Linked DNA regions of Homo sapiens: region 2 is linked to region 1. The links are chromatin loops, found by intact Hi-C in ENCODE. Cell type or tissue: PC-3. All regions are shown on one strand.

The links. A loop is a pair of places that touch in the nucleus more often than their neighbours do. Peaks named below come from ENCODE experiments on the same cell type or tissue, not always from the same donor. Only the 100,000 strongest peaks of a DNase experiment are listed, where the experiment ranks them.
Region 2: it touches region 1 in a loop (3-fold over the local background); 2 of 110 quality-filtered maps call a loop at or near these places.

The regions. Positions count from the first base shown.
Region 1 is chr3:79,771,099-79,773,598 of GRCh38, reverse strand. No RefSeq gene overlaps it. Among named protein-coding and RNA genes, the nearest start is that of ROBO1, 4.4 kb to the right of the region's middle. In PC-3, no CTCF peak of the experiment used is centred here; no DNase peak of the experiment used is centred here.
Region 2 is chr3:79,871,657-79,874,156 of GRCh38, reverse strand. No RefSeq gene overlaps it. Among named protein-coding and RNA genes, the nearest start is that of ROBO1, 100 kb to the right of the region's middle. In PC-3, no CTCF peak of the experiment used is centred here; a DNase peak (open chromatin) is centred at 1,496; H3K27ac peaks cover 1,746 bases.

The DNA.
Region 1 (2,500 bases):
GTCTGGACTCCAAGTGTCACTTCCTTCCCGGTGTTCAGCCACTGCATTGATCTTCCATGGGGGCCTGCCACAAGCTGTTCTGGTGAGGCATTCCACTGGGGCAACTGCCTACCAGGGAGCGCTCTCAGGATCCACATCACTCTAGCTGGCTGGAGTCCCCTGCAGGGATGCTCCACAGGGCAGGCCTAAGCTGCCTAAGGGGCTGCCTCAACCTTCGGCTAATCACCTCGCTTCCAGGTCAGGGAACCAAGACAGGTCAGGGAACCAAGAAATGTAGCAGGACAAGCCGCAGACAAGAACACTTCAGACACTGAGTTATAGAAGGAAAGGGCTTTATTCAGCTGGGAGCATCGGCAGGCTCACGTCTCCTAAAACTTAGCTCCCCCAGTGAGCAATTCCTGTCCCTTTTAAGGGCTTACAATTCTAAGGGGTTCCACGTGAGAGGGTCGTGATCCATTGAGCAAGCAGGGGGTACGTGACTGTGGGCTGCATGCACCAGTAATCAGAATGGAACAGAACAGGACAGGGATTTTAATGATGCTTTTCCATACGATGTCTGAAATCTATAGATAACACAAGCAGTTAGGTCAGGGGTTGATTTTTAACTACCAGGCCCAGGGCTCAGTGCTGGGCTGTCTGCCTGTGAATTTCATTTCTGCCTTTGTAGTTTTTACTTCTTCTTTCTTTGGAGGCAGACATTGGGCATAAGACAATATGAGGGGTGGTCTCCTCCCTTAACTGAATGAGTAAGTGATTCATAACTTTAATGTTAGCTTTTGAAGTTGGTCCAGGACAAAAGCAAATAACGGAATATGATTAAATTTAGCTACCTAAGAATTATGGTATACGAATAAAAATATAGTTTAAAATTATTTCTGTCTTATTATGCTTTATAAGCAAGTCTTTGGGAGTCTTTAAAAGAGATCAAATGAATAGCCTTTAAATACATTAAAGTTTGGTTAGATTTCCTTCTAAATAGTGTAAACAGTTGTGTCTTTTGAAGGGCAAACCATGAAATCTGACCATTAACTTTCATATAACATACAGAAAATTGTTGTTCAGCTCTTAATTAGTGGAGTAATGGTGGCATAATATTGTATATATGTATATTTATATTCATTTATTTGCTCTAATTCAAAATTTATCTGACATTTTACATAGGTTTAAATTTTTTGTCTGTTTTCACAAAAGTATGTGGAGCTTTTATTCCCAGATTTCTTAGGACAATAGGTAGAAATCTTAAGAACTTCCTGTTCAAATTTAAAATTATCTATTAACATTTTCTCTAATCTGGAAAGTCTATAGTAGATGCCAACCCTATTTCGTGTTTGTGTTGTTTTGCCAAAGTATTTTACTTCCACACTTTTATTGTCAACTTTTATCTTGTTTGCTTTATAATCTTGTTTGCTTTATAATCTTGTTAATAGTAGAAAATATCCTCTTCTAGCCTCTTTCTTTGCAAATTTTTATTGGAATTTTAATATGAGCATTCCATTTATGGTGATCATCTTAACCAAATCACTGTGCCATGAAGTTCTCATCCCTTCCACTTAATGTCAAGTTTAATTGACCTTTTTGAAGTTCTATCTTTCTTCTCAAACGTATCATCTTATATAGATATTTTTAACACTTGAGCTGTACTTTCTTCACCTACTTTAGCAATTCATACAGATTAGTTTTGAGCCATGTATTTAGATGTGGTGTCTTGCAACATATATATACACATATGTGCATATATATGTGTATATGTACAGATGTGTATACATGCGTATATATACAGATGTGTATATATGTGCATATGTGCATATATACAGATGTGTATATATGTGCATGTATACATGTGTGTATATGTGCATGTATACATGTGTGTATATGTTGCATGTATACGTGTGTATATGTGCATGTATACATATGTGTGTATATGTGCATGTATACATATGTGTACATATGTATATGTGTATATATATATGTATATTTACGTATATGTGTATACATGTGTATATATACGTATGTGTATACATGTGACTATATACGTATATGTGTATATATGTGTATATATGCGTATATGTGTATGCATGTGTATATATGAGTATATGTGTATGCGTGTGTATATATGCGTATATGTGTATACATGTGTATATGTGTGTATATATGTGTATATGTGTATATATGTGTATATGTGTGTATATAAGTGTGTATATACATATATGCGTATATGTGTGTATATACATATATGCGTATATATGTGTGTATGTACATATATGCGTATATATGTGTGTATGTACATATGTGTGTATATGTGTGTATGTACATATGTGTATATGTGTGTATGTACACATATGTGTATATATGTGTATGTACATATATGTGTATATGTGTGTATGTACATATATGTGTATATGTGTGTGTACATATATGTGTATATGTGTGTGTACATATATGTGTATATATGTGTGTATATATACATATATGTGTGTATATATGTGTATATATACATATA
Region 2 (2,500 bases), 100 kb before region 1:
AGCTAAGTCAGTTCTCTTAAACAAAAACAAAAATCGTTACCGGGAATACACAACTGGCTATTTCCACTGAAATCTCACTGGTGATGACTATATCAGATGAGAACCCTTAACTCTTAGGAGAGGCCTCACTGCGAGTACATACAACTGGGAACACCGGAATACTGTCACACATTTGCACACAAATCACAGTTCTCTTAGAAAAGAAGGATGAGGAAACAAATATCAAGTAGGCAACTAGGAGCATTTGTCATGGAAGCTAAGTATGATTGAGGTAAGAATTATTCAACCTAAACTCTACCTGTTGTTAGTGTAAATTTTTCCACTTTTAATCTGCTTCCCAACATGTAGTAACTGTAATTACTGTTAGTCATAAATTTTGCTCAAAAAAATAGCTTCATAATTTTTACATTCCTTTTATTCCACTGGATTCTCAGTTGCCCAGTCCCAGTGTTCTCTGCAGTCACCATGCCTGAGCTGCTTACTAGCATGGCTGCGTTATTACCATGTAATATTCATTCACTTCCAAAACCTTTCTCTATAGGTCCCTCTCACACCATCATCTCCTGTCCTTCTACTTCCCCACTCCCTTACTCTCACTGAATCTGATCTCTGACATCTTTGTGATTTGTGGGCATTCAAACTTCTAAGTCTGGCAAACAATCAGGTCCCTTCTAAATTTCTTTGCCACCTCCTTCCCCTGTCCTCACATCTCCATGTCATGAATCTGGTAACTGATAATTTTATCAGTGCACTCATTTTAGCAGTACACTCATTTATCCTCAAGTCCCCATTGACTTTCCATAGAATATCACCAAGACCTTATGTATAAGACCACATATTTTGCTGTGTCCCAACATAGTACGAATTCCCAGAAGCCATAGATGGTTGTATACAACCTCTGCCACCCTTATCCCCCATGCAAATAGGAAAGAAAGAGTTGGGAGGCCTTTATTTTATACCACCATTCTACTAGGGAAGTGAAGCTTACCTCTTTATACTTAGTACATTATGTGTGTATGCAGGCGGGTGGGTAGGCCCTAGCTCAACAGTATTAATATTTTTGATCTCTGAAAAAATAAATACCTGATACTCACTATTCACTAAATATTGTTTATTGTAATACAATAATTCAACTATAGAAAGCAGTAGTCTCTGAAATCTCAGCAATGTATGGAATCTTTACCTTAGGACACAGATAGTATGTACTTCCTTCCCTGAACCTCCTGGATCTCAAGAATATGAAATATTACAGAAAGAAAGAAAAAATTCTGGGAATCAGGTAGTTCACCAATACATCTCACAGAAAAAAAATGAACAATTGCTCAATGAAATAAAAGAGTCAAAAATCTCATAATAAAGAATAAATCTTTGGGCAATTAAAAATTAGTATGACTTTTGGAGATAAAATCTTCTGGAACTCTTACTCAGTGCTGGGGAATTCATTTTTGCTAGATATGCAGGACTCTGTTAACATAGGCTACCAGCCAGCACTTACATGAACTTTTTGTTATGATAAACTTTTTATTGCAATGGTGCACGTAAGAGGGATTTGACCTGCATATGCCCTGAGAATTCTTTTCCAGAATGTAACTCACTTCAACAAGGCATTTAAAAACATGGGTATACTTTAAATAAAGATGTCTTCAGACTTCAGTATCCCATGCCCTTTAAAATCACAACCACTCAAAGAAATAATTGTTTGACTTCAAAATAAAATAAGTATAAAGATATACTTACTAATGATATGAATAAAATAATAATTATTATTAACAATTCATAGTCTTTATTAGATATGATGCCAAAAATCTACGTTGAAGATCTCTTTCTTGGTACAAATGTTACCTGAAAACATACATTTTTTTGTATATATCCTGTATGTTTACTTTTCAATTCTTTTGAAGTAAGGCCACAGGGATATCTAATTCTGTAATCTTATAGTTCTAAACCTGGACATAAGAGGAACAAGAATTTTCAACTAAAACTTGTTTAATATTATGCTTAAGATTTTAATAAAATGTAGTAAGAGTTGTATGTGAACTCTGAATGAGTTCTATATGAGCAGTAAGAACAAGCAAAATTTACTGATTGCCACCAATTATGTACAGGTTGCTGCTGTAGGTCTTTCTTTGGCTTGGGCTTGAAGTGAGATGCTATATGTAGGTATAAATATGACCCTAGATTCAAAAGATTCAATTATAACTCAAAATATGCAAAGCATCACAAAGCAGCATGGGAGATGCATTTGTCATATCTTAAGCTAGCTCTCATGTTACACAAATGTGCATTTTATCTATGATAACCTTAGCAACAACATTTTTATCTGGTTAAAACTCCTCCAGCATTAAAATCATTACTCAGCATTTCTCACAAAATATTGACCCTTCCCACGCCTAGCACCACCACAACATACCATTTTTGGAAATATGAGAGATGGTGATAGACTACTATATTCTGATCCTATAAACCTTTGAAAAACTTTGTTGGAATAATCATTACTGCT